Regions from separate parts of the Homo sapiens genome. Here region 1 is linked to region 2. Evidence: read pairs that join two places in POLR2A ChIA-PET (ENCODE). Cell type or tissue: Panc1. All regions are shown on one strand. Region 1 overlaps PDE8A (phosphodiesterase 8A). Region 2 has its middle 40 kb from the start of MIR7706.

Region 1 (4,000 bases), 340 kb after region 2:
GGATTTTCAGCATACCTCCCCCACCTCCCCCAGGAAAGATGAGAGGAAATGGGAATCGCTTCTCGGCCTTTTGGCTAAGATCAAGTGGAGAGGAAATGGGTTGAGAGTTGAGCTGATAACCAATGGCCGATGATTTAATCAACCATGCCTATGTAATGAAGCCTCCATAAAAATCCAGAAAGATGTGTTCAGGGACCATCCAGGTTGGTGAACAAGAACACATCCACATGCCAGAGGGTGGCGCACCCAACTCTACAGGCACTGAAGCTCCTGTGCTTGGGACCCTCTAGACCTAGCCCTGTGTATCACCTCTTTGTCTGTCTGTTCATTTGTATCCTTTAATAAATATATCCTTCCTAATAAACTGGTAATCTAGTAAGTAAACTGTGAGCCAGTCTAGCAAATCATCAATCCCAAGAGGGTGGTCATGAGAACTTCCAATTCGTAGCCAAGTCAGACAACAATTAGGGGCAACCTAAAGACCTACTACTTTCGATTGGCATCTGAACTGGGGGGGCAGCCTCCTTAACCTGGGGGGTCTACACTAATTCCAGTCAGAATTGAATTGAACTTTAGGGCACCCAAGCTGGTGTCCACAAACTGAAAAGCTGCTTTACGTGTGTGGGAGTTTTTTAGGAGGCCAATGCAGGAGGATCACTTGAGGCCAGGAATTCAAGACCAGCATGGGCAACATAGCGAGACCCCATCTCTTAAAAAAAAAGGTAGAATTTTGAAAAGGTGAACCTTTAAGGTAACCTCAAGCCCCCTGGATTGTCATAAGATTAACTTAGTTCATGCACAAAGTACTTAGAACAGTGCCTGGTATGCAGTAAACAGTCAATACATGACAGCTTTATTGTTATACCAGTCTTAGTTATTTCCAGGCTAGTGACCCACGCTTTAATAAGGTGTCACAGCTAGAAACGTATCAAGCTGATCATAGAAAGTGTGTTTGTGCCACACACTCACTGTGATCTCATAATCCAACACTCAGCAGTGCACCATCAAATCCAGAAGATCTTTGATTTGTAATGACGTCTTCAGGTGCCCAACAAGGTGAAGCCACTTCAACAACCTCAGATCCCTCCTGGAGTTCAACAAGGATACCCAGTACCAGCCACCATGCTCTTCCAGTCCCTAGGATATCCATCCATTCTCCGTGACCTTCTTCCACTCTCTGGGTCCTCAAGGCCATAGTGAAACAGTCAGGAGGGAAAAACTGTCCTACAGCAGACCACAGGAACCTCTCCATCCTCTGAGCATGCATGACTTTGACAGTTGGAACCCTTTATCATATCTTAGTCTTGCCTTTTTTTGTTTTTGTTTTTGTAATGGAATATTGCAAATACAAAAAAAAGGGGGCATTTTTTCCAGACATAAAATCTTTTAACAGTTACCTACTTCCTTCTTAGTGCTCTACCTTCATCGAGGTTTTTTTGGTTAATTACACTGATTAAATTGGGAAGAAATTCTTGCGGAGCATTGGCAAGGAAACTGCACCGTCAAAAGTCCAGAGGTTATCAAGTCCCTGGAAATGTGAGTACTCGAGGCATTCAGTGTGTGAGGCACAGGAAGAAGCTGGAGAGGGCGCAGGAACCCATCAGGCTGGGCTTTACAGACCAAAGAAAGGAGTCTGAATTTGGCAACTGGGAGTTACAGGGGGTGTTAGACAGGGGAACAGAACAATGGTATCTGCATTTGCTCACTCTGCTCCTTTTCTGAACCTCTGCTTGCAGGGTAGAGATCTCCTAGACCTCTGCATGTAGGTTCTGGTTATCTGGGAGTTAGAAAAATGAGGTCTGAAGACAAGTTTTTCAGAAGAATGGATAAGGTGGGATAAAAATTCCAGAAAATGTCCTCATAAGGAAGAAAAACAGGGCAGATTATTTTAGCTACCTGGCTCTACAGTGGTAAAGAAAGCTAAGAAGGCTGAGGGCCAGAGCAAAGCACTCACTGCCACCATTTAGAAACCACTGACTCCAAATGGACCTGGTGGGGAGGAGCCAGGGCCCAGTTCACATGCCATGCTTGAAGGTCTTTCCAGAGCCTAGCTATGGGACAGGTACACTTCTCTGATTAGCCAGGGCCTGCACACTGGAAGAACAAGGCCAGTTCATAATAACCCTGAACAGAGACCACCTCCAGCCAGCCTACATTATTTTACTACAGCAGAAACTGAGCACAGTAAGCAAAGCTAGCCCTATAAACAACTGAACCTAAACCAAAACCATGTGATTACCCAAGAGATTCAGTGGGATCTGAAGCTGTCCTACACTGCAGAAACATTCTTGGCCTTGCAAGACAAACACAGCTTTTGGCACTGAAAACTGTTTTTTGGTTTACAGGCCAGAAAACCAGTGCACCCCTGTTTATTTTTCCATTATCAGTATATTCAGCAGCACTGAAAGGATTATAACACAGCTTCCTTCTCCAGTGACCCACTGGTGAGAAAACAAAATTCTGGTTAATAGGCAAAGAAAAACAAGAAAAGTCTGTCACTTCTAAGGTGCATTAACAGATTAGAAGGTATCTTCCTATACCTTCTCTCATGTCCACATTTTATATACAAGGAACCGTGGCTCACAGACAAGTTATTCAATTTGCTCCAGCTCACACAGCTAAATAAGTACCAAAGCCAAAGAGAAAGCCCAGAATTTGAACGCAAGTTTTCAGATTTCAATTCCCCCGCTCTTTTTAACTGTATTGCAGCAACAATATGTTTAGATTTCTATACAGGTTTTATAAAATCAAGGGGGCAGTGGAAACACACACAATTAGAGGCAAGCCTGTGGTCTTGTGAGCTTATCATCTTAAAAGGGAGGCCAGCCGGGCGCAGTAGCTCATGCCTGTAATCCCAGCACTTTGGGAGGCCGAGGCAGGTGAATCACAAGGTCAAGAGATGGAGACCATCCTGGCTAACATGGTGAAAGCCCGTCTCTACCAAAAATACAAAAAATTAGCTGGGTGTACTGGTGCCCGCCAGTAGTCCTAGCTGCTCAGGAGGCTGAGGAAGGAGAATCGCTTGAACCCGGGAGGCAGAGGTTGCAGTGAGCCAAGATTGCACCACTGAACTCCAGCCTGGCGACAGAGCGAGACTCCGTCTCAAAAACAACAAAAAACAGCAACAACAACAACAACAACAACAAAAAAGGGAGGCCATGTCTTATTCATCATCACATTACCAGCAAGTGTCCAGTGCAGTTCCTAGCCCATGGTAAGCACCAAAGGTTTGCTGAATGAATGAGGGAATATTTTATTGTTCAATAAGGAATATGGGCCAGGCGCGGTGGCTCACGCCTGTAATCCCAGTACACTGGGAGGCCGAGGCAGGCAGATCACCTGAGGTCAGGAGTTCAAAGACCAGGCCTGGCCAACATGGTGAAACCCCATCTCTACTAAAAATACAAAAATTAGCTAGGCATGGTGGCAGGTGCCTATAATCCCAGCTGCTTGGGAGGCTGAGGCAGGAGAATCGCCTGAACCCAGGAGGCAGAGGTTGCAGTGAGTCAAGATTGCACCACTGAAATCCAGCCTAGGTGACAGAGCAAGATTCCGTCTCAAAAAAAAAAAAAAAAAGAATGTGACCTATCAGGAAAATTTACCAAACTGGAGTTCTCTGTGTAGATGGGAGAATTGACAAGAGAATACCTACTATGGAGTTCAAGAAGTCAGACTAGAAAACCACTAAAATAATTTCTAACTCATAGTGTCTGAAAACTAATCTCATTAGAGATTAGTGTCTAATGGAAGAACTGATTTTTAGCAATATTGAAAACGAGTATATGTTTGCTCATATAGTCAACTATCAATTATCTCCATAGAGGTGTTCTGTGCCTTTTGAAAATACTGCTGGCCCACAGGTTTTAACCCTGACTTCTTCATCCCAAGGAAAGCCTTTACTATAATTCACCTCATGGGAAGTTTTTGGCTTTTTAAGACCCTATTTCTTAATTCTAGAATAACAAAAAGACAGGGCATAATGATTTGGGGAGAAAAAAGG
Region 2 (4,000 bases):
GAGAAAGTCGTCATCATCACCACCATCATCATCAGTACAACCACCGTCACTCTATAATTACCTCCTATGTGCCAGACAATCTACTAAGCCTTCTGTGTACATTAACTCATTTGATCCTCTCAGCAAACCACAAGGAGGTATTGTAATTGTCCCCGATTTTTCAGATGAGGAAAATGACGAGAGAGATTAAGTGGCTTACCCAAAGTCACCCAGAGTCAGGATATGAAATTGTGCCATCTGGTTCCAGAGATCATATGGTTGATAATGGAAGGAACAACCAGTACAAAGATGAGAACGTATGCATGGGTGTTTATGTGAAGGATTGAGATTATTTCAGTGCGGCTGGAACATGGTATATAAATGTGTCTACCTCAGTGGCTCTCCCAATCTCTGTGCCTCTTCTCCTGCTTTCTCATCATTCTCTCTATGCAGTACTATTTTAAATACATAGCTTGAGCTTTTGAACCACACTACAGATGCAGACTTGGGCTCCAAATCTGAAAAAATGCTAGCCCATGGTTATAACCTCTTAGAGATCAGTGTTTTTTCTTTTCTTTCTTTTTTTTTTTTTTTTTGAGACGGAGTCTCGCTCTGTCGCCCAGGCTGGAGTGCAATGGCACGATCTCTGCTCACTGCAAGCTCCGCCTCCCGGGTTCACGCCATTCTGCTGCCTCGGCCTCCCGAGTAGCTGGAACTACAGGCGTGCGCCACCTTGCCTGGCTAATTTTTTGTATTTTTAGTAGAGACGGAGTTTCACCGTGTTCGCCAGGATGGTCTCGATCTCCTGACCTCGTGATCCGCCCGCCTCAGCCTCCCATAGTGCTGGGATTACAGGCGTGAGCCACTGTGCCTGGCCTTTTTTCTTTTCTTTCTCCCTGACTCTGATTGGTGCCAAGACCTCACTTTCCATCACCCCATGGGGTGTTGTGGGAGGGGCCAGTTTACTTCTGCTTCACACGGACTTGAGGAGGTGACTGTGGAATTCCTGGTAATCCCTAGCCTTGACTTCTGTGTTCTTGCTTCCAGAGTCCATCAGAACCACAGCTCAGTTTTGCAGCTTGGAGAATTCAGATGGACAAATGCCTTCACAGGAAAGGTGGCTTTGATGTTCCACTTATTTCTCTGGGTTCTTGCTTTCTCTTAGACTTGAGGCTGGAATTTCTTACCATCCTGTCAGCAATTTGATGCTTTTACAAATATGAAAAGAGAATTATCCAGCATGCTTAGTTATTTTCAGCAGGAGAGTTGGTCTAAATTACTAGTCCTTCAACTACAGGAAACTCAAAGTCCCAAGACTCATCCAACTTTCACAACAACCCTATGATGTAGATACAATTAACTTGATTTTTCCAATGAGGCAAATGTGATTCAGGGAATTTAAATAACTTGCAAAAGGTCACACAGTTAATAGATGATAGGGCCAAGCTTCCAACCCAAATTTCTCTGACTTTAATTTCCACATCTCTCCCACCATATTCCCAGGTTCACCACTCACTAGCTGTGTGGCCTTGGGGAAGTCACTTAACCTCTCTGTGTTTAAATTTTCTCATTTACAAAATGAAGGTAATAAAAGAATCAACATCAAAAAACTGTGCCAGTGAAATCAATTAGTGCATGTATAGCATTTATAACTGCCTTGCACATAAAAAGAACAAATATTTGCAGTTTCTAACATTATTATTATAGTTCTCTAGGGAAATCCAACTTGTCTACAAGCTGGAAGTTTATGACCTATGATCTATTTAGAGAATACTTGCCAGTCTCAATCTCTATCTCTCTGTCACACACACACACACACACACACAGAGAGGCACACACACATACACACACAAATTCTCTGTCTCTCATTCATTCATTCATTCACCCTTTATGGGCAGCCTTCAGTGTGTAAGGCCTTCTACACAGAGTACATTTACGTCTTGCAGAGCTTTGTGCCAAGGCCATGGGTTTCTTCCCACTCTGGAGTCTTGTTTTCCAAAGGGAGGAGGAACTTCCCTTCTGGTCTGTAGGATAAGAGAGGAGGCCTGTCTGAGTAAATAAATATTTTGGAGTTACAGTATGTGATGATGTCCTTTCCTGTTTTCTTCTCCTGTTTCTGTAGCCTCCTGGTACACAGTGGATAAACAGGGAGTTACTCTTGTGGAGGCTCTGCCACCAGGCCCTCACCTCCCCCAGATGACAGGAGTCCTAAAGCCTTAGTTAGTTGCATCTCTTTCTTTTTCCAAGTGTCAGCTACCTCTTTAGAGACTGCCAGACCCTCTCTGAAGATGACAGGCCAAACTCAGAGGAGCCAGAGAGTCATTCATCAGATGAAGAGGTGACTAGCCACAAATATCCATCAATTACTTGCCATGTGCAAGGAATGCTATGTTGATGTTGTGGAGGACGGGAAGGTTATCATGACACAGCTTTGTGATGAGGTAAGGAGCACAACAGCTCATAAATAATTTTCATTTAACAACAGAAGATTGTCATAAGGCAGTATTTAGGTACAAAGTGAATGAAATAGCTGTCGATGCAGTACAAGGGATTCAGAGGGGAAAGAGGGAAGTGTGTGTGTGTGTGTGTGTGTGTGTGTGTGTGTGTGTCTGTGTGTGTGTGTGTGGTGGAGTGTGAGTGTGTTTTGTGATTGGTGTCAGGGTCCCACTTGGGAGGCAAGTTGAGTGAGAACACCATCCATGGGATAGGGTGTGGGAAAATAGTGGGGTTTAGGGTCCAGGAAATACGGGGAAGGACTACAGGCAATATGTCTAGTTAGAGTACAAAGATTCTAGGTGTGAGCCATGGTCACAGTAGGTATTTAATCTGAAGGGTGGTTCAAGGCAACGCATATGAAATCAAGCGATGTCCACCTTGATCTTGTTCCTTTAAACCAGCTGGCCTATCCACGCACCACACATTTATTGGTAAGGCTAGTCCTGGATGCATTAATACCTTTTCTTTTTGAGACAGGATCTCACTTTGTAGCATAGGCTACAGTGCAGTGGCATGAACATGGCTCTTTGTAGCCTTGACCTCCTGGGGTCAGGTGATCCTCCTGTAGCTGGGACGATAGGCATGCACCACCACACCCAGCTAGTTTTGTATTTTTAGTAGAGACAAGGTTTCACCATGTTGCCCAGGTCAGTCTTGAATTCCTCGGCTCAAGTGATCGGCCCGCTTTGGCCTCCCAAAGTGCTGGGATTACAGGCGTGAGCCATGCCCAGTCCATCAACACCTTTCTAGTAATAATCTAGAATCCTTCACTCTTGCCCTTGAGAATAGGAAAGTGAAAGGCTTCCTAACTCAGAGACTTATTAGACGGTGAAAGTGGAAGAGTTAGCTTCTGGTCATTCAAAATAAACTGAACCTAACCTCTCTTGTTCCAGCCTCTGAATCCCAGGTTTCATAAAGCTTGTTTCTGTTCTTATACTACTTCCTGTGGATCCTTATTCCTGTAGATGTAATCTTGGGCCTGGATGAAATGAAGCATAAAGAAGGAGTCAAAGACAGTGATTAAGAACTAGGCGGGATGTGGTGGCTCACACCTGTAATCCCAGCACTTTGGGAGGCCGAGGCGGGTGGATCACAAGGTCAGGAGATCGAGACCATCCTGGCTAACACGGTGAAACCCTGTCTCTACTAAAAATACAAAATATTAGCCGGGCATTATGGCTGGCACCTGTAGCCCTAGGTACTCGGGAGGCTGAGGCAGGAGAATGGCGTGAACTCAGAAGGCGGAGCTTGCAGTGAGCCGAGATTGTGCCACTGCACTCCAGCCCGGACGACAGAGCCAGACTCCATCTCAAAAAAAAAAAAAAAAAAAGACAGTGATGAAGAACTAAGACCAAGAAAAAGGCTCATCCTAAGACCAAGAAAAAGGCTCATCCTGTATGATTCCCGGTAGGCACTGCAGAGGTGGGCATGGCTTTTTTTTTTTTTTTTTTTTTGAGAGGGAGTTTTCGCTCTTGTTGCCCAGGCTGGAGTGCAATGGCACGATCTTGGCTCACTGCAACGTGGC

What was found. Peaks named below come from ENCODE experiments on the same cell type or tissue, not always from the same donor. Only the 100,000 strongest peaks of a DNase experiment are listed, where the experiment ranks them.
Region 1: POLR2A ChIA-PET joins it to region 2 with 5 read pairs; 2 of 35 experiments call an interaction of 5 or more read pairs at or near these places.

What each region holds. Positions count from the first base shown.
Region 1 is chr15:84,998,698-85,002,697 of GRCh38, reverse strand. The region is part of intron 1 of PDE8A (phosphodiesterase 8A); the gene reads right to left. Among named protein-coding and RNA genes, the nearest start is that of PDE8A, 19 kb to the right of the region's middle. In Panc1, no CTCF peak of the experiment used is centred here; no DNase peak of the experiment used is centred here.
Region 2 is chr15:85,338,545-85,342,544 of GRCh38, reverse strand. No RefSeq gene overlaps it. Among named protein-coding and RNA genes, the nearest start is that of MIR7706, 40 kb to the left of the region's middle. In Panc1, no CTCF peak of the experiment used is centred here; a DNase peak (open chromatin) is centred at 2,286; H3K27ac peaks cover 1,735 bases.